Regions from separate parts of the Homo sapiens genome. Here region 1 is linked to region 2. Evidence: read pairs that join two places in POLR2A ChIA-PET (ENCODE). Cell type or tissue: A673. All regions are shown on one strand. Each heading gives the region's core, and the rest is flanking DNA. Links, peaks and the distances in the headings are about the cores only. Region 1 overlaps MSI2 (musashi RNA binding protein 2). Region 2 overlaps MSI2 (musashi RNA binding protein 2).

Evidence for each region. ChIA-PET counts read pairs that join two places held together with the same protein. Peaks named below come from ENCODE experiments on the same cell type or tissue, not always from the same donor. Only the 100,000 strongest peaks of a DNase experiment are listed, where the experiment ranks them.
Region 1: POLR2A ChIA-PET joins it to region 2 with 10 read pairs; 2 of 35 experiments call an interaction of 5 or more read pairs at or near these places.

The regions. Positions count from the first base shown.
Region 1 is chr17:57,681,026-57,692,006 of GRCh38, forward strand. It overlaps MSI2 (musashi RNA binding protein 2), which reads left to right. Exons shown (of 14, transcript NM_138962.4): 14 at 1-3,664. It also overlaps the pseudogene RNU7-134P. Among named protein-coding and RNA genes, the nearest start is that of CCDC182, 59 kb to the right of the region's middle. In A673, for the core only: no CTCF peak of the experiment used is centred there; no DNase peak of the experiment used is centred there.
Region 2 is chr17:57,475,807-57,486,787 of GRCh38, forward strand. All of the region lies in intron 6 of MSI2 (musashi RNA binding protein 2), which reads left to right. Among named protein-coding and RNA genes, the nearest start is that of MSI2-AS1, 130 kb to the right of the region's middle. RefSeq lists enhancers at 9,669-10,565, 10,157-10,216. In A673, for the core only: no CTCF peak of the experiment used is centred there; DNase peaks (open chromatin) are centred at 3,225, 4,815, 5,265 and 6,325; H3K27ac peaks cover 3,485 bases.

The sequences.
Region 1 (10,981 bases), core at 1,550-9,549, 200 kb after region 2:
TGCTGCAAGTATCACCAGAGAGGCTATGGAAGAATTTTTTTTTAATTTATTGTAGATGTAAACAGAATTTTAAAAATAAAAAGTATAAACATCACTGCACTGTGACTGGTGGGAAAAACTGACAGTTTCCTCTTTGCACATGTTTAACATTTGGCTGTTATAATATATGGTCCTCGGTTGGGGAAAGATACTTATGATGAAGGATATTTTTTAATTTAACTTTTTTTTAAATATTGGTAATAGGTCGGCAACAGCAACTATAGAAGTACAACTCAATAGATGGCATTAAAACATATTGTAGTGTGGATATATATTTTTTCTTTTTTAAAATGTGATATTGACGTTTTATTAATATTTTTTAAATTGTTACGTTTATAAATTTGGTACTTAAGGCACAGCCAGTATGAGACACTGAATGCGACATTTATTATAAAGAGCTGCTGCACTCCTATTTTTATAAATTTTACTAACAAAGTAGACTAATGTAGACATTCACAGACATGGTAGGGCAAAAGCATCTTCAAACTAAAGACTCCAAAATGCTAACTCAGAAAGAAAGAAAAAACCCGTTTTCAATTCTAATGAAACAGCAACAACATTTTTTTTAATTAAAAAAAAAATCATGTTCTTTGTTTTTCTAATAAAATGTTAGGTTGTTTGGTGAGGTTTTTTTGTTGTTTTTTTCCTTTCTTTGTTTCTTTTCTTTTCCCCCAAACAACCAGATTAAATGCTGAGCGCTTTTAAAATATCAAAACTTGTTCAAGTCATAAAACAACAAAACATAAGTTTTATTTAAAAAAAAAAAAAGAAAGAAAAAATAGTAAATTCCCAGAAATTCAGTGTTTAGACGAGGGAATTTAATTCCTATTTTGTCCATGTTGGTGATGTACTGTACTTCCCTTCCTTTTCTCTGCATCCCCCATCACCTCATAGAAGACTCTTTGTTGATCATTGTATGTTAATAATGTATAAAATGGCTATCTTGTAAGCGTGCTGTCCTGGTACTAGTGTAGCGACTTTTTTTCTCCTCTTTCTTCTAGTACATATTGATAGGTATAACATAATTAAGGTTTAAAAAAAATTAGACATAGTTATTCAGATTTAGGACCAGTAAGGATAGAACTTTCTCTTATTTATGAAAAAAAATGCTAATAATTTTGGGGCAGTTTTTTCCTTTAATTATTTTTTTCAATTTCAAGTTTAATTTTATTTTAGCTGATCTGATGTGGTTTCAACTAACCCAAGGTCTCACCATGTTAAAATGCCGGCGGACTCTACGGCGTTTTGTAGATCCCCCCCCCCCCACCCACTGTGAAGGGGTGCCATACTACCTTAAATGCTAATGCTAGATATGCAAAACTGGATTTTTTTAATTTATTTTTTAAAAGAGGGAGGCATGGTATATTAAAATGATTTTACTAAGAGAAAAAATATTTTTTTAAGAATGCTCAGAAGAAATTGATAATCTGTGTGAATATGTTTTAGATGTTTATATACCTTTTGAAGAGACCCAGTAGCCCATAGCACAAATCTTGTGGAAATCCGATATGTTTTAATGTGGCTACCTAGGTTTAAGGTTCACGTTAGTCCCCCCATTCCATCTAGAAGTCCATTTTGAAAGATTTTTGTAAATTCTTTTAACACTGATGTTTCAGCCTCGTCTTTGTTTCAGTTAAGCTCAATGGCGAACATGGGAACCACCTTTCGCCTTCCCTGGGGGAGAAACCCTCTTGGCTGATGGCTTTTCCCCGGAATTATCAAACAGCCACCGGGTGACTTTCTGGCTTCCAGATCCATCTGCCTGAGACCCCCGAACTCCTCTCCTCCCAAGCAGAGGCGAGTGAGTGGCATTAGCTCCCGGACCCATTCCCGGTCCTAGCTGGGCATGGGGCTGACGGAGATGACCAAGCCTTGGTCTGCTCTCTAGCAGCTTCCACAGACTTGGCTCGTGGCCTTCCTTATATCCACTGGGAACAAACAGCCTCGCGCTCTATACCAAACAGCCTCGCGCTCTATCCCAGTCGCCCATTAGCTTGATTCAAACAAAGCCCCAGCAGGCCTTTGCGTTTTTATCCTTCATAACCTTCATCTTAATTTGAACTTGTAGCTTGGACTTTAAGGTAGCATGGCTCTATTGCTGTCAATTTACTGTTTCACTGCACAGCAATCACAGCCAGTGAATGTTACACACATCTTGCTAGACTAGTATAAAAATCATTGGGTAATTGTTGGTTCTAATGACCTGAAAGGTGTTCAGTTTTTGTTCTTGGTTTTGTTTTGTTTTTGATTTCTTGGGGGTGGGTTTTGCTTGTTGTTCCTTTTCATTTGGGGGTTTTTGGGGAAAAAATTTATTTTTGGTTCCAAATAGAAAAACAAAACCTATTTTGATCTTTAGTGCAAACGAGGGCTAGGGACTTAGCCTCCTCCACCACCTCCACACTGCTTCATTCTGCCATTCACTCACTGCAGCATATTCAAGAATAAAGCAATATCGTTTACTACATTTTTTATTGAAGGTCAGCCATGCTTTCTGTATTATATTGCATATGAAATTGTTTACAAAAGAAACACTAACTCATACTTCTCTTTATTGGTTGCAAGTGGCACGCAGGAACAGAGGGAGAGTGGGGGGCTGGTGGGGGAGGGGAGATTTTTTTTTTTTTTTCTTGAATGTGCTTCGCAAGCCAGGCTATCTTCCAAGGAAGGCAGACAGTGGGAGAGCAGAGGGACTGACTGCAGGCAAGCACATTGAAGAAAGACACTGGCGGGTTTCCCCACCCTCACCCCAAAGCAGAAAACTAGCAGACGTCAGCTCAGCCCCGTCCTGGGCACAGACACTACACAAGGAGACGCTGGAAGTTAAGCAATACTTTAATACTGTAATATGTTTGTTTTCTTTTTCTTTCTTTTTTTTCTACCAAAAAAAAGTAAGTAAACTAAAACACAAAAACATATAAATAAAATCCATCCCTCTTGTCGGGGACCTGCAGGGGGGCAACCTTAATCCAAACACCTGGCTATCAAATAATCAGAATGTATTGTCTCAGACAGGATTTCAGTTCCGGGAGGCAGGGGCATGATGGGGGAGGGGGCCGGAGGCTGAGAGACAAAAGTTCCAGAGCCTCCCTCGAAGGTTCTCTACTACTGTATTCTGTACATAATGTACCATCCCATGTGGAATCTGTGAGTGTCCTCTTAAGTAGCGTGGGCTAGCCAATCTGCCGTTCATGGTGTATTGTAAACTCCGAATTCCATATGTAATAGGATGCAAGTCTAAGCGTTTCATGTGGACATAAATGTATCTAAATAAAACTTTCCCTAGCACTGTGGCTGACCTCACCCTTACTTTTATACTTTAGTATGAAACTGATGAGAACTTTGGTAGTGAGTATTTTTTTTATATATATACATATATATGTACTATCTATATATATATCTCAAGCATCTTTCAGGTCTTTGTGTGTGGCTTTCTTAAAGCCCTGTTGTAAAAAATTACTATGTGGATGGCAGTCTCTCACATCACAGATGTGGAAAGTATAATTTTATATTTGTATTTTCAAATAAATAAGTTTGTGAAAGGTTTCCATCCTCTACTGTGGTCCAGAAATCAATGTGTTTGTCTGACAAAAAAAAAAATAAAATAAAATAAACTGTTTTGAACAGAGTTGTTTGGTGTTCTTTCACTTGCAGAGGAGGTCTGGGGTCTGGGAGAGCTGTTGTTTTGCTTGGGCGGGAGAGGATATCATCAAATCGCACCTGCCACCCTCACCCCTCAGCATGAATGCTGGCCGTGGGCCTCCAGCAGCGAAGAAGTCCCTGCCTTGTCCCCAGGGAGCTTGTGGCACCATTTTTATGAAGTGGCAAGAGAGCACTAAGATGGAAGAGCAGACGGGAGAGGGGTGTAGATTAACAGCAGAAGGTACACAGAACCCATGAGTGGACAGGGAATAAACCCCAAAGGTCCTGCGGATCAGAGGACCCAGATGGTGGAAGGAGCTAAGGGGCCCTCCCGGGTGCTGCCCTCAGTTATCAACAGTGCTGGGAGAAGGCGCCAAACCGCATTCCACGACCCCTGAGTAGGGGTCTGAATAGGTATCAGACCTCTGCCCTCAAGGAGTTTTAAGTTTTGCCTACTGGAAATCATTACAATCACAAAACTAAAGATGTAGAGATAGATCATCTACAATACTTTCCACCCCTCTCTCTACCAAACAAACGAGAGGATACAAAAGAATTGAGACCCAGTACATTGAGGGCAAGTCCCAATACCTGGTGATGACGGCTACAGCATGCTCTGAATCAGTGGATTCCTCAGCTTTGAAGCCCTGGAGAGAAACACCAGGCCAAGAGGAGTGCAAGGGATGAAGCGTGGATGAAGGACAGTGGCCCTTAGCTGCTTCCTCAAGGCCCCCAGGAAAGCTGTATTCTCCAGGACATGGCCTTCTTGGGTCCCTCCTCCAATTTCCTGTCTCCTGCATATAACAAGTTTATCTTTTTTGTAAAATGGGTCTTCCGGTGAAAACCAGAAAACCAGCTAGACAGGTTCTTTCAAAAAGCTGCAACACTAACAACTTTGTTTTAAGGCATTCCCGCTACACTGGGGTCCTAGAGGAGACAGTCGAAGGTGCATTCCTTTATCTGGAGCTGGAGGCAGGAGCACTGGGTTCCAGGCCCACCTCCTGTGTGTCCACAGACAGCACTCCACAGTGTCTCGTTACATTGTTTAGGGGCAGGAGAGAAGAGTATAATCCCTGCTGCCCCACAGAAATGAAAGACCAATGGAAGCTGATGTGAGAAATCCCTTTTAGGAATCCTGAGAGAAGTGAGCCAGACACATGAGGCCGGCCATCGTGGCCATGCTCCTCATCCTGATTGCTCAGCTCAGAGAAAGGGGAGGCCCAAACCCAGCCCAGGAGCCTAAGGAGAGAGGGAGCAGGGAACAGGAGCACCAACTATATGCCAAGTGGATCATACACATGCCCTGCTTAGTCCCACCTGTGCCACGTGACTATCTACATTGTAATGGTCAAATAAGGTGGATAATTTGCCCATGGTTGTATAGCTGCTGAGTGGCAGAATGAAACCCCATCTCCCATACATCCTGCTGCCCCTGGGTTCAAGCCTGGTGACAAATGTCAGCGTCAGTGTTGAGTGTGCCTGGGAGGGTGGGAGTGAGGCTTCTAACCTAGGTGCCTACCTGAGTCAACAAAATGCACTAAAAAAAGAGGTAGGACAGTACCAAGCTAGAGAACAACAAATTTTCCTGTTTTAATGTTTCATGGAGAAAAAATAAAAAAATAAAATAGAAAACAAATCAGCAAAAACTAGAAGGAAAAAGAAGAAACAACAATGTAAAATAAATAACACACAAAGTAGGATAGAAGGAGTGAGATCAATTGAATCTACCATTATCTAAATATGAATGGGTTGAATTTTCTATCATTACAAAATAGATGTGTTTAGAAAAAACAAAACCCGGTTACGTGCTGTGTATACAAACACACTTAAAGTGATGAAAATGGCTAACAATAAAGGGCCGACAAAGAGAAAATAGGCAAATACAAAGAACAAGGGCAAGAACTGAAATGTCAGTATCAGACAGAGTGGAATTTAAGGTTAAAAACACTCCACAGCAATATTATGTCATGACAAAAGACACAATCTATTAAGAAGATACAGTGGCAGTAAACTCTTATGTCCCAATTATCAGAGGAACTGAAGACTTTAAATCAAAAGCCACTAGAAATGCAGAGAACTTGATAAAAAATAAAAATACAGTTAGAGAGATTAATATACCTCTCTTAGAACTAGATGTATTTAATAGACAAAAATAAAGACATAGAAGAATTGAATAATGCAATTAGTAAACCTGATCTGATGGCTCTATATAACCTGATCTGATGGCTCTTCGAATAGAGTTTGCACATTTTTTTGGTTTATATTCATGGAACATAAAAATCAAATAAATTTTGGCCAGCAGCCCCCCCCCCAAAAAATTTTAGAAACAAATAATTAACATGTGGCTATAAATATTATAACTGTGTACAAATTAAGAAACATTCTGTTGGATCAGAGAGAAAAGTTAAAAAAGATTACATACAAACTGCCAAAAAGCAACAGAAAACACACATTATACCCAAACTTAATAGCATATAGCCAAAGCTGTACTCAAAATGTAAGCTTTAAATGCCTTCAGATGGAATTTTTTTTGGGGGAGGTGAAGGAATATATTACTTTTTCTCCTTAATAAGGTAGCAAATAGCAACCAAAAAAACTAGAAAAAAAGAAATTGATAAATAGAAGCTGAAAGCAATAGAATAGAAAACATAAGTCCAAAGGCTGTATTTTTATAAACAGTAATAAAATGGACAAGTGCCCCTGAATAAAGGGGAAATGAGCAAAAATATACAATATGAAGAATATGAAAGGAGTTAACAGAGAAAAGAATGAATATTGGCAACAAACCAAAAAATTCAGGGGAATCAGAAAATTTCTTAGCAAATATAAATTACCAAAACTAGTAAGAAGTGGAAAACCAGGATAAACTTAATATCACAAAAGATACTGAAATGATAAATAAAGATATAATACTGAAAAATAGACTGGATCCAAATGAGTTTTATCTAACTAATAATTCCAGCACCATTTAAACTATTCCAGATGATAGAGAAATATGGAAAGAAAGCTCTCCTGTTTTATGAAACACATGGCTTTGCTGTCAAAACCCAATACAGTAATAAAACAAAAAATATATCTACAGACTTAGGAGCTCAGATGTAAAAATTTGAAATATGATTTTAGCTAGTAGAATTCTACAATATATCAAGAGTGTAATTTAATATGGCCAAGCAGGACTTCTTTCAAGAATTCAAGGACATTTCAACATCAGGAAATCTGTCAACATCTATTATACTAGCAAACTAAAGGAGGAAAACCATATGACCATAACAATATGTGCTGATAAAGTATTTGAAAAATATGGCAGCTCTTTCTAATAACACCATGGAATGTTGAAACAGAAAACACTTTACCAAAAGACTATTAATATTTGCCAAACCAACATTAATTATTCTAAATTGTGAAACACAAAACCTGTTTCAATTAAAATAAGGAACTTGTAGGGGTGCTGCTGTCACTATTATTACCTTAAACCTTCTAAAAACTAAGATAACAGAAGACATAAACATTGGGAGGAAAAGACAAAGATGATTTTATTTCTAGAAATTTTAAAAGACTGCAGTAAAATAAAATGAATACAGAAAAATTGCTACTAAAATTCATGAAAACTTTGGCAAGATGGCTGGATGTAAGATAAATATACAAAAACCACTAGGCCTCCTCCTCTCCAGTAGTAAGCACTCAGTAATGGAAATAGGAAAAAATATTTAAGGATAAACTTTATAAGAGAGGTATATGCATTATAATAATGGTTGAATTCCCCATCACTAGGGAAATTATGGACTGAAGTATCAATATACAGCATATCATAGAAAATTAGGCAGCCATTAAAACAGGTAACCCCAGAATCTAACAAGTGGCTTGAAGAAATTTATGAAACACAGTTGAATAAGGTAAAATATCTTTGAAAAATACATATATATGTATGTGTGTGTATAAATGTACACACACACAAATTAAAACTACATATGTATATATGTGAAGATACATATGTGTATATACATCACATGTATGATGACATGGATACAAAGAAAGGGGTACACTCTAGGTTGTTTACATGGGCTCTGGGATGTGGGGCTGAGAAATAAGACAAGTGGGAGAGGGGGATAGGAAGAGGTGACATGCTGAAAAATATATGTTTAAAGATTTCACTGAAAATTCTGTAAGATACAATTTAAAAATTTTTTTAAGTGTGACTCTATGAAAATACAAATTTTCAAACAAAACTATTTTTAAAAGAGCTGGGATCCACATTCCAGTAATAATAATTACATCTCGACTGGTGAAATGGGGAAGACATTAAGTGGTCAAAGAGGATTCTGGCTTTTCCTGTCCTTTTTAATTTTTCAAAAGAAGTGTGGATTTGTATATTCAGCTGAGATAAAATTAACTTTAAAATTAGCTGTCTAAAAAAGGGAATACAAGAACGTCTGGGAAGAGAAAGTCAATTGTATGCAGTGATATGTGGGTTTTCTCTTTTTTTTTAATTGTACTTTAAGTTCTAGGGTACATGTGCTTATTAATAGTATGTTCTCTCTCTCTACATTTTAATAGAAAATATGTATCACTTTTTCATTTAAAAACTATTTCCATTTTTTGAATAATAAAATATGAACTGAGTTAATAGAAAAAGAAAAGGGTAGGGAATGATTCTGATAGGAGCAAAAGGTAGCTAGGAGCATGCCAAAAGAGTCCTGTGGTCAGGAAGCTGCAGGGACAGTGATATCCCTCTGGGAGAACGTGGTTTCATGTAAGCGCTAAATACAACAGTTTCAAGGCCACAATCCTTCCTACCTTCCAAAGACAATAATGCATTTTAAAAATCAGATACATTGAGGTATGAAATTACATATAATACAGTGCATCCATTTTAAGTGCACAATTCCACGAGTTTTGACAAATATATACTATACACCTGTTTAACTCCCTGCATAGTCAAAATAGAGAACCTTTCCATCACTTCAAAAATTCTCTTGAGCTCCTTACTGGCATCCCTGGTCCCAGACAATAACTGACCTACTGTTAGTCACTATAGCTTAGTTTTGCCTATTCTAAAGTTTCATATAACTTGAATCAAACAGGATGGATTCTTTGTGTCTGGTTTCTTTTGCTCAGCATGCGTTTTCAGATTCATCAATGTTTTGTGTATCAAGTACTTATTTTTATTGCTGAGTTGGTTTTCCATTATATAGATATACCCAATTTGTTTTCAGTTTTTGGCAATTATATATAAAGCCACTATAAACATTCATGGACAGGTTTTTGGTGAATATAATTTTTCATTTCTCTTGGGTAAATAGGGCGAAGACATTGGGTCATATGGCAAGCATATATTTAACTTTAGCCAACCTGTTTTCCAAAGTGACTGCAATATTTTGCATTACCACTAGACATTTTTCAGAGTTCTGGTTACTTTGTATTCTTGTTAGCACTTCGTATTGTTCAGTTTTTTTTTTTTTTTTTTAGTCATTCTAATGAATTTGTAGTAGTATCTTATTGTGATTTTTATTTGTATTTCTCTAATGAGTAATGATCTTGAGCATCTTTTTGCATGTTATCAACATCTGGATATCTTCTTTGATGAAGTACTTGCTCAAATCTTTCGCCCAAATTTAAAATTGGGTAGGGTGGGCATGGTGGCTTATGCCTGTAATCTCAGCACTTTCAGAGGCCAAGGCAGGAGAATCACTTGAGGCCAGGAGTTCAAGACCAGCCTGGGAAATATAGTGAGACCCTATCTCTACAAAAAAAAAAAAAATACAAAAATTAGCTGGTCATTGCAGTGTGCACCTGTAGTCCCAGCTACTCTGGAGGCTGAGGTGGGAGGATAACTTGAACCCAGGAGGCTGAGGCTGCCGTATGTCAAGATTGTACGACTGTACTCCAGCCTAGGTGACAGTGCAAGACCCTGTCTGTCTCTATTTTTTTGGTTGGGCTGCTTGTTTACATATTAAGTTTTAAGAGTATATATTCTGAATACAAGTTCTTTATCAAATACGTGCTTGCAAATATTTTTCCCAGTCTTTGGCTATTCTCTTTATTCTCTTAATGTTTTTCAAATAGCAAAAGTTCTTAATTTTTATGAAATCCAATTTATCAATCTTTTTAAATGGATTGTTCTTTTAGTGTCATATCTAAGAAATCTTTGTCTAACTCAAGGCACAACAATTTTATCCTATATTCTGTTCCACAAGTTTTATAGTTTCGCATTTTGCATGCGACCTAAGTCTGCACAGACCTAAGTCTGTGGTCCATTTTGAGTTAACATTTATGTATGGTGTGAGATATGGGGTCTGGTTTTTCTTTTATTCCACATATTGAAATCCAGTTGTTCTAGCACCATTTGTTGAAAAGAATATCCTTTCTCTATTAAATTGAGTTTTGTTGTACCTTTGTCAAAAATCAGTTGACTATTTGTGTGGGTCTTTCTGAATTCTCTATTCTGTTCTGTACCACTAATCAATCTCTCTCTCTTTCTCTCTCTCTCTCTCTCTCTCATCTATCTATCTATCTATCTATCTATCTATCTATCTATCTATATTGCCATACCACACTATCTTGGTTGTATCTTTATACTAAGTATTGCGATCAGGTAGAGTGAACCCACCAGCTTTGGTCTTTTTCAATGTTGTTTTGGCTACTCTAGTTCATTTGTTTTCCATATACATTTTGGAATGAGCTTGTTGATTTTTACAAGATAATGTGGCTAGGGTTTTAATTGTAATTGTGCTAAATCTATGGATCAATTTTAAGATAATTGACATTTTAGCAAGATGGAGTTTTAGAATCTATACACAAGGGACATTTTTCTGTTTAACTTTATGTCATCAATGTTTTGTAGTTTTCAGCATATAGAACTTGAACATAATTTGTTGGACATAATTCATGTTTTTCTGTGTGAGTTTAAAGGGTACTTAACTTAAAATTTTTTAAATTCCAATTGTTCATTGCTCATGTATAGAAATACAGTTGAACTTTGTATTTTGACCTTCAGCCTTGTTAAACTCCCTTATTAATTCTGGCAGCTTTTTTATAGATTCATTGGGACTTTCTATGTAGATAATCATACTGTCTGAAAATAGTTTCATTTCTGTCTTTTGTTAAGCTGTAGGCCTTTTATTTATTTTTCTTGCCTTATTCACTGGCTAGGAGCTCTAGTACAATGTTGAACAAGAATGTCAACAGCAAATATCCCTGACTCATTCCCTATCTTAAAGGTAAGTGGTCAGTCTTTCATCATTAAGTATGATGTTAGCTGTAAGTTTTTTGTCAATGCCTTTTATTGAGTTAAGGAGTTCCATCC
Region 2 (10,981 bases), core at 2,083-10,082:
ACACACACACACACACGAAAAGAACATCAGTTGTTCCTTTTCTCCTTTAAAAACTCCAAGAATGCATTTCAAACTCCTGTCTGCCAATCTCTCGTCCTCCCCCAGAAATCCTTGGTTAAGTCTTTAGACTCAACAACAACAACAAAGAACAAAGCCACAGACAATCTCTCCCTCCCGACAATGTCAGCTGTGAACTGAAGATCTGAATAGCCTTTAAAATTGTTTTATTGTTGTCAGCGCTGCAGAATGGTGTGTAATCTTTGTATTCTGGAGAATTTTTAATTGGCACAAAAGGGCAGTTTAGCCGGCATCTTGTAGGAGGTTTGTCATGCAAACGGTTAGTGCCTGCCACTCACAACATATAGGGCTATCCAAGCTGATTTACATCAGCAGCTCCCTCTGGTTAATAGCCTTGTATATTTCCTGGGGGTCTCTGAGCAGAAGTCAAGGGAAGATGAGGCTTCCCTCCCCTCCTCTGCATCCACACTGCATTGCAACGCATTAGGAACCTCCTGGCACCTTCCCCTGAGCCTGGATGGAGGTTGGGGGTGAGCAGAATGGGTCCCTCACATAGGTGGGAGCCTTCAACTAGACAACTGTTTCGTCTAGAGTGGCCTACTGGGGTGCAATCCCAAACAAGAAGCTGTCCTTCTTGCTACCTGTATTAGTTGGGTAGTGCTAGCTGCTGGTATAACTGAACTCCAAAATTTCAGTGCTTAACACAATAGAAGTCTGTTTCTTGCCCACTTAACAGTTCAGTACAGAGGTTTCTGGTTGCCTTTTCTTCTGTGCAGTGATTCAAGGATACCGGTTGATTCAGGGATCCAGGTTCCTTCCATCTTAGAGCTTTGCTGTCCCTTAGGACCTCAGCGTGGCTGAGGGTTGGGCACCAAACTAAACACTTTGGATATATTACCTCATTTAACCCTTAAAACAGCTCTTAGAAGATGATAGTGTTTTCATTTGACAGGTGAGAACATTGAGATTCACAGAGGCTCCGTCATTTGTTGAGGATCACATGGGAATGTCATGGGTTTTCCAGAGCCAAGTAAGGAAATACCTGGTTCTCCTCCCAGTCCCCATGCCCCAACCCATCTAGACCTGTCTGTTCTCACTCTCTTCCCCATTTAAAGCTTGTAAAACAAGATTCTTCTTTTTCCAAGGCCTCACCCCCGTCTGGCCAGCTGTCTCATGCTTAGCAAGTCTTTGAGACAGGGACTTTCTCATAGTGGGGACAGAAAAATTCTACCAAATTGAGCCTGGCCTTAACTGTGGAAAGGCAGGGTAGGGTCAAAAGATGAATTCTAGACCATTCACTTCTGTTGGTCCATAAGGCCTGGTGTGTGTGTGTGTGTGTGTGTGTGTGTGTGTGTGTGTGTGTGTGTGTGTGTGTGTCGGAGGGTGAGGAAGCAGGAGCTGTTTATCTGTACTCTGGAGAGGTAAACACAGCAGGTGGGCCCCACCGAAGGAATCTCTTGACAAGCTGGGCTTTCTCGTGACACAATTGCCTGTTAATGGATTCAGCATCTGGCAGTTTCACCAAAAGCCGACTGCCAATGAGCCTGGCTGCTCGAAACCCTTGACACTGCTGATCACAAATGGGTTTCCTTTTGACGCCCTGCGCTGCTCCTGAAATGGTCTTGATCAAACAACAGAGTAGTAGTTAACCGAAACCCATGTCCTAGAATTCTCCTCCTTCCCCACCTCCCGCAAGCAAAGTGATGTCGATGTCTGCAGGGGAAAATGAGAATGGGCCCTCACCCCCTAGCCCTGCAAAGACTGTACACATTTGTACAAAGCCTACTGAGTGCTCTGAAAGTAGCTTTTGCTTATGCATTGATGCAAAATGCACCCAAGGGGACTAGACTAAGCCAGGGAGGGCCCCAAGAGAAGGCAGTGTGCTAGGTGCTGGGGGTGGAGAGGTTGGCAAAAGGAACAGCTTCTGAAGCTTTGAGGGCTCTGAGAGAAAGCTTTCTCTTCTTAGATGTTGGGGACTTGACATCCCTGTCCCTCCTGGGTGATTTCCTGGCAGAAAGGTCAGGAACAAGTGGCAGTCATGAGTGGAAGGCATTTGAAGCAAGAGACTATCGCAGCCTTGGTTTAATCCATGTAACCAGCCCCTTCTGCACCTCCAGGAGTGGAGAGAGAGCCACAGCTATTCTCTCTTCTCCCCACTGCTAGGATGCTGGCTGCAGCTCAGAGGGTAAATTAAGCATGTAGAGAGCACAGAGCCTCTGCCCGGCCTGCTCCTGAGAAGACTCGCCCACCCAGAGAAGCTCTCGGGTCATCTCCTCACGTGCTCTGTAGTCTCTTAGCAGACGGTATGCCACACTGGGCACATTGATGGCGGGCCCACTGGCTGCAGGCCAAAAGCCAATAGACAGTTCATCCAGAGGCCCCCTCTTTAGCTCTGGGGGAGTTTGACCTCTGCTGATGAGAAGAAGCCATTTGGCAGAATCTGCAAGGCAGAATCGATGGCACCTAGTGGGCCCCAGATTCAAGAATCCTGGGTGCCCTGCTGGCTCTGATGTACATCTTTAAAGCTACTTTTCCAGCACAAAAGCACTAGAGAAGCCTTTATTTGTTACTTAATGCTTGTGTTTTGTTTCAAATTACAGAACTTGAAGCCTTTAGGATGCACTGCCAGATATCTTAGTTTCTTTTCTCAAGAAAGGAAAGTCCACAGGCCCCTGAAGCACGCATTGTACTACTATCTCCCCGACAAAACCAAGTGACATAGACAGATTACCACTGACGTCTCCATGTTACATCCAAGGCCAGCACTGATGTCATTGGGTTTCTGAATTCTCATGTTGAGCCAGAGATATGACGAAGGCCACCGTGAGGTCTCAGACTGCCCTGGGAGAATCACACAGTGGTTCTCAGAGTCGGAAGGAATTCAGGGATCCTGTTCTAGATTTTAGTGCAAAGCAGCCTTGGTTTTGGCCATGGGCAAGAGGCCAAGCCATTCATTCATTGCTTTTGTTCCCCCACCATTGCTGAAATACTGATTTCTTTTCTCTAGGAAACAAGCAAGACTTAACTGTTTAACCTGTGAGAGAGTCGCTACTTTGTCTCTTTGCTGCTGCATTTGTTCATTCGTTCATTCATTTAAATAGTCAGTGAGTGTGTGCTGTGTGCTAATGCCTTCCTATGCACTGGGGTGGAAAACAGAACTCCAGCCTTCATGGAGCTTAATTCTGGCAAAGGGCTGCCAGCCAAACAAGTAGAAGACTGTGTGTGCCCCAGGGGGATAACAGATAAGGAACAGGACTAGAGGGAAGGGGTGGGAGTGCTTTGGCAGAGTGGCACCTTCCAGCCAATAGAGCCCTACAAAATGATGGAGACCCTTGGGCTGCTGGGGGATTGGGAGGACTGACAGCAATCAGGATGAAGGACACTCTGAGACCAGCCCCACAGTTTCAAGCCATTTTTTGGGAATGGGGCTTTGAGTGTTGGGGTTGAGGGAGAGGCAGCCCCTTTTGCCTTGCGTACTGGGGCATGCAGGATTTGGAGATGGGAAAGGTTAGTTTGACCTGGAGCATAGGTTCCTTCTTATGTCATCATATTCCTGGACAATAAACCTGGCCTTTGGGTCTTAACTGTCTTCTCTGGACTCAGTGTTCCTGATTGCTTCTTTCTCAGAATGGGTTGTTTTCCCAACCCTGCTGTGGGTAAAACATCCCAGATACTCCATTTTTATATTTAAGGTTTAATCGTAAATGATAATTATATTTAATTATGGGAAATTCAACATTTCTTTCAATGAAGAGCAGGAAGGACACATCAAAAGAATCAGGATTAGAAATTCTGGTTCTCAAGTAAAGCAAAGCAGCGGTGAAAGACTCAGACACATCTGCACTAATTGGAGCCACTGAACTTTGTATTTTTGTTTGTTCTTCATGGTGGGCTGTCACCTGGACAGCAAGGTTCTCATGGCCACATCTGAGCTGCCATCCCTGAGACCTACTGTGGGCTAGACAGGCACCTTCCCACATGATCCATTTGATCCTCATTGATAGGTATGAGAAGTGGGAATTTAATTTTTACACATTGGGAGACTGCAGCTTGTGGAGATTGAGTAATATATCCAACGTTCTGCCAGCATTCAAACCCAGGTCAGAACAACTGAAATGTGTTATCTTTCTACTTCACATTACCAACTCATGAAGGTCCATTTATTTTTTTTGAGTCGGAGTCTTGCTCTGTCACCCAAGCTGGAGTGCAGTGGCGCAGTCTCAGCTCACTCTGCCTCCCCAGGTTCAAACGATTCTTCTGCCTCAGCCTCCTGAGTAGCTAGGATTGCAGGTGCCCACCACCATGCTCGTTTAATTTTTGTAGAGATGGGGTTTCACCATGTTGGCCGGGCTGCTATCGAATTCCTGACCCCAAGTTATCCACCTGCCTCAGCCTCCCAAAGTGCTGGGGTTACACATGTGAGCCACCACGCCCAGCCACGAAGGCTCTTTTGTCAGGAGAAAAAGCTGTTTCAAATATCAGCCTAGCAAAGTTAAAATATGAAGAATTAATGTTGGCATGTTAGATATCAATGTAACCATTAAAAACAAACCCAAAATAAAACCCCCCAAAAGCTATAACTTTCTTAATATTTCTTAGGCCAATAAACAGGACTCATGTTGACATTAACTGAAGTTCAGGCTCCAACCAGCAGCAGGAGAGTTTTGAAGCTGCAGAAGAGATTTCTTGTCACCTTCATCAGAGTATCTGCCTTACCCTAAGCCCTTCAGTAATATATTCAGAATTTCAAGATTGGATCATGTGAGCAGGACTTAACAGGCCTACCTCTGCCTGAGCTTGGCTGGGTTTCAGACCTCAGCCGCAGAGACGAGGCACTATAAATAGACGAGGGAAAGAGATTTAGCTCAAAAATCCTGTGTTCTCAGAATTGCCACCTTCTACCTTTTGGGCCAAGCTGTCCTAGCGTTGAAGCCATGATGTTTGCCTAGGTAACTTGGCATGAGTTAGTTTTCATGCCAGCCCACACCCCAGTCACAGAACCATGGTTCCTTGATATTAGGTGAGCATTGACAAGAAGGTGACTTTAGCCTTGGCCCTAAATATGAGGAATACAGTCAGAGAACTTCTTCCTTAGTGGCATGCAGTGAAAGGAGTGGGTTTGTATTGCCAGTGACCATTAGGATGTGAAGACTGGAGATGGCATTGATAAGGGAGACTCATAGGATTTCAGTGACTCATAGTACAGGATGGTATACACAAGGCACTGGAGAAAGACCCATTTCCTCTGGGTTCATGGTAATTACAAATGCCTTTAGTAATCTCCCCAGGCTGTTAACCATTGTGGGTGCAAGGAAATCTGGGTTTTCAGTGACAAGGTATTAAAGCCTGCATTTCCCTGTTGTTAGTAGTTGCTGCTTCTTAGCTTGATTTCCTTGAAGAGACTGAAGAGTAGCAGCCGGCAAGTAATGTCTTTCAAAAGGATATATCCATTCTGCTGAAAAGCATGGAACCAAAATAATCTGTAACCTATTCCACCCAAATAAATAAGTCAGCAAATAAGTCTGCTTTCATTGTATTGTCTTCTCCATAAATATCCTTTAAATTGAGGCTGAGTGACAAGATATGCTTCTGCCACTAAAATGGTATCACTGATGATATTGAAAGAGCCTTTAAAATACCACAATTGTCACTGAAACTATACTTTGCTTTTTTTCCCCCTTCTCCTTTGCTAGTAACTAGGTCTCTTTGGGAATTTTTAAAGTGACAATTGGTAGATTGTAGTCGATGATATTTCTTCCACATAATACTTCTGAATGCCACTCAACTCTGCCTTGATTGGCTCCAAATATCCCAAAGAAGAAAAATGTTTCATTTGAAAATGTAAAGCTTATTGGAGGTCATTTGCTCCCTAACTTTTACCCCTTTGCAGAAGGGGCAAGGAAAAGGCAACAGTGGTAAGACTCGGCCTCAAAGGAACATAACTGCTGTCAAAATCAATCCATAGCTATCGGCTTGAGTACAGGGTGGTATATGCTTATTAGATTCTCAAATGTTATTCAGCTTGATTGCAGCTTTTATACAAAGGAGTTAAGACACGGGTAGGAAAGATAATAGAACTATAAATTGCAAGACAGCTTCTTATGAAATCAGTAAATTATTCATTTAACAGTTCACTCTTTGTTGATTTCATGTTGCTATGGCACCTCAAGATGGAGGCGAGTCAGTCCACCGGCCCAACCAGGGGCCTTACACAGATGCACAAATCCTGGTGGAAGGCAGATAATGCATTACGTACAACCTTCGGCCACATGATAAATTGCCTGTTTATCTGGCAAATTCCAAGGAGATCTGCTGGAGAGAACTGAAAGAGATATCTCACAGTGGCTAACATTTCTTGGAAGAGACCCAGCCATCTCAGGGTTTGAGTCAGAATCTGTTTAAGAAGGCATTAAGAATGCATTGTCTTGGAGTGTCTTGCCTGTCTCCCGAGATTGTTGGAAACACCATCGGCTCACAGTTGCTTTGGCGTTCACGCTACAGTAAATGCCTGACTTCATTTATTATTTTGATGGGCAAAGAAAACTGCCTGCCGACAGCCATGCTCCTTCCTAAGCTCTTCCCAGACTTACTTTTGTAGTCCTTCTCTACCCGTGTACAATTTGATTTCTTGCTGCTTGTTAAATTATTGTACTTACGAAATATATTGCCATGGCCAAGTCTGTCATTCGTGTACATGGCGTGGAAGGGAGTTTGGGTGCCAGAGGAGTTAGGAAGCTTGATGCTGTTGTTGGCCGTGACTTTGGTGACAGTGTGACCTTGGACAAGTTCCTTTATCTCTAGGGTCTCAGCATCTTCATCTGAAGCATGAGAAGTTTGGGGTGGTCCCTTCCTTCTTTAACCTCCCGAGACTCTGTGCCTCTCACATGTATAGATTCCCTGTTTGTAGACAGCAGTGCTGTTATGGGGACCTCTGAAGGCTATCTGAATGTGCCTGCATTTAGCAAGTCAAGGCCAGACCCTCCAGATGCACTGGACTGTGGGGACATTTTGTGTGAGTGAGACTATTAAGAATTTAGCAGTTCATTCTGACAGCTTGATAGATGGAGTGGTTTTGCATGGCATCCATGTAGGAATTGACTAAAAAGGAAACATTTTCTGAGAGTCCGGCTGTGTGTGCATGCTGGGAGGTTTTTCTCAAATCAGATTTTAAAACTTTGCTCTGAAAGACCAACAACAATAACCTAATCCAATATCCTTGTATATTTGATTCTACTGACCATAACATTTCTTAATTTCTGCTTTTGGCTTCTGTAGCCTAATATACTAATGATAATAAGTATTAGTGTTGTATTAGGAGGTAGATGCTATTATCCCTCTTGCATTGGTTGGAGTCTAGTTAGGGGATAGAAACCATGCTAGTTGAGCTGTTCTGCTTATAGAGTAGCCATTCTTTATTCCTTTACTTTTTTAATAAACTTGCCTTAAAAAAAAAAAAAGAAAACATGCTAGTTGTTTGTACACAGAGAGTTAAGCTAAGGAAGTGTTCATGGGGATGTAAAATTAACTAACTGAAAGAGTAAAAAGAAAACTAAGGAATTGGTTCTTCAATATTAGGGTGCATCCGAATCACCTCTGGGGCTTATTCAAACACAAATGACTGGCGCCCCCCAAATTCACATTTCTAATACGTTTTCGAGTGATGCTGATGTGGCTGTTTTGCGGGGCCACGCTTTGAGAACCACTGCTGCCAGGTACTGCGGAGGTAGCAACTGCAGGAAGCCACCACCCTTACCCTACCTAGGGCTGATGAGGGAAAGACTAAAACTTAGATGTTTGGAGGAGGAACCCAAGGCCTCTGAGGAGGGATCTGGGCCACTGGTGCTCATGTCTCTGAGGGGGTGGATGCTGTGTTGCTGGTTCTGCAAGTGTTGGGAGAAACTACACGCTGGATTCAGCTGCTGGTACAGGAAGGCACCTTTACTGCCAGGATGAAGAAGCATTGCTGGGGTGATGCTCACAGGAACCACAAGCCAATAGGAAGCCCCCAGGCAGCAGATGGGAGGGAGCAAGACCCTCTTCCTCCTCCAGCCTTAGGGTCTCCCTCTAGCACACGCTGTTGGCAGAGCCTACCAGGGAGCTAGGGGCAAATCAAAAATGTAAGTGGTTTGTAGGGTCCCAGGTCTAGTGGAGAATAAGTATAAAAGGGTGGGTTTGGAACCGAGAGCTGGTTTTACAAATGGAGAAACGGAGGCACTTTCCCAAGGTCTCTCATACTGGGTGGCAGGGATGGAATTTGAACCCAGGTAGTTTGGCTGCAGAGCCCTTGTTTAACCCCACCTCAGGCTGTTGGCTGAGAGGCCATTCTCTCTGGCTCACCTTCCTCCCTGTGACTGTTCTTGGCCTCCGTTAGCAGTCGCTTCTCTTTCCCTGCTCCTCAGGCAGATGCCCGTAGGACTTCATTCCCTGCATCTTCTCCCTCCACCTCTACCCCTAGCATCACCTTTAGGTGAGTGGGTCCATGTCTGTACCTCCACCCTTGGCTCCTTCGGGGGAAATGCCAAGCTTGGAAGGCCAGTGATTTCCTGGACGTTTCACCTGGAATGTTCTGTAGATTCCTCAAATATTTCTTCCCCCTCGGAACTCAGTACTGTCAGCCTCAACAGCTTCCTTTCTTCTGATTATTTCAGATTCTAAATCTGTTTTTCATTAGACTGGCTTAGTAGTTACCACAGCCTTCTTTGTACACTTCTCTACCCAGTTTATCCAGTAAACTGTGATTAGAGAAGTGTGCCTTAAAAACAACTGTGTTCATGTCATTCCTCTTCTTCCCTGTGGCCTCTGAAGAAAGCTGAGGCTTCTCAGAAAGCAGTTGTCTTCATTGCTGAGTGCTTGGACCCTCTGTGGAGCATGCCCTGTGTCCTTTCCCTAGGTAGTTCCAGCTTCTCCAGCCCTGCTGGGCTACTCATGGCCTTGGCTTCCGTCCTCTCTCAGACCACCCATGGTTGTTTTTGTCACTCTCATGTCAGCAATGCCACCATTTCCACCCCATCAGAACTCTTACCTGTGCTCGAAGACCCAATTCCACTGCCACCTGCTCCATGAGGCCTTCCCTGCTTCTCTCTCGGGGAAACATGGTCTCACCTTTCTGTAAACTCCCCTGGGTTTTATCTGTGTCACTCCTGCACAGGCAAGGCCCTCTGCCCACTGGAGGCTGAGTCTTTGTCTGAGCAGATTCATATCTTTTCTGTTTCTGAATTTCCCAGGGTGCCTCGTGTAGAGCCCTTAGTGCCGGCTCACTGCAGAGCTGAGTGTTTCCAGTTCAAATGGGTGTTCCCAGAGTGGGTTTTGTTTCCCATTTAAGAACAGCCTTCCTGTCATCCAGCCTCAAACAGGTTGGCCTGGACTATTCTAGTCTTAGGAAAGGTGGCCCAGGTGTGAAGCCACAGGCCACACTGTTGCTTTTAGCACAAGTTTCACAGCGAGGAACAGGGACTCTGCCCTCAGTTTTCTCTGTTGGGTTACTTTCATGTCTACTCAATTGAGAGTTTTAAATCCTTTTATTTCTAAAGATCGCCTGGTTAACGTATGAAGCTTTCTTGGGTCCATGTTGGCCTGTTGTTTAATGTTTCTCATTTGCCTGCGTATCTGGAAAAAAACAGACTCATTTGCACAGATAGAAACAAAAGATTGTGCAGATGGGAGCCACGCATGGAAGGGAAGGAATACTGATCTCCCTAATGCATCTTCCTTGCGAAACATGGAGCTGCTCAGGAAAGAAAGGGCCCGTGATTCAACAGTTGGGGAAATGTGGGTTCAACGGGCTCCCTTCCTGCAGACCTTCACGGAGCCTTTGATATGTAGTGATGAGCTTCCTGAATCTTGATCTGCATGCTGAGTTCCTCAGATGAGGTTAATTTGACCACAGGAGTGTGGTTCCATGGAACTAGTATTCCTTGGAATGTGCTTTGAGAAAAGTTGCCATAAAGACTATGAGTGTCAAAGGGATGAAGGAAGCAGGAGTTCAGGCTGAGGATGAGCCAGTGACCCCCTGCTCTGGCCGTGGAGGGGAGGGCATCACTAGGTGAAGCAAGCCCTCAGGAACAAATCTGCACCTGTGTTCTGAGCCCACTCCACTCTTGCAGGCCAAGACTGCCCACACCACACCAATGCAATAGACCCAGCTTCTCTGCCTCTCCAGGGAAAGCCGTTAGGGTACTGCAGGGAGGGGGTCGGTTTCGCCAACCAGGCTCATTCCCTCAGTCACCTCCCAAGGATACAGTGTCAGAATAACAGCTTCTGAAATGAGTTTTCTCCACTCATGCAAATTGCTCTCTGACTTTGAACACCCACGTGAGTAGAAGCAGTGTTTTGGCTGCCTGGTTGGTGGAGGAGGAACATCACAGGGTTATTTTTTCCCCTAGCAAATGCAGACAATACCCTCCCTCTAATCAACAGGTTCATAAGCGTTTGTCTGAGAACCAGAAATGAATTTACAAGGGGCTCTCTCCTAGCCTTGTGGAATTAGAGCAGAGATATTGCTTTCTTTTCACTTCAGTTAATCCAAATGAGCTGAGTCTCCTTTCTATAGGGAAGGGCAAAACAAAACAAAAACCTAACCCAGCAAAAACAAGGCTTTCTTACTGCCAAACTGGGGCTCCGAAAATAGTTTGGGTCATTGGAATCATGAAAGAAATAGTGTTTATATAACCTCTCTCTTGCAGAGAACTTGAAAGTGATTTCCTTTCGTTTTATGCAAATAATATATGGGATTTATATTACCCACTTTGTCAAACTCATCTTCCTTGTATGTGTTTGGAAAGCTTATTCACTGGTGGTCAGGCTTCTTGTTTTTCTTCTGGGTAGACTGCCTTTTAGACAATAAATTCTGAAGTCTTTGTTAATTCCGAGCTGGGAGGATACAAATGGCGGTCCATCCTGAGTGTGGGAAGGAGAATCAGTTTGAAAGAGCTCTTTTATCTGCACTCCTTAGACTTTTTAGTGT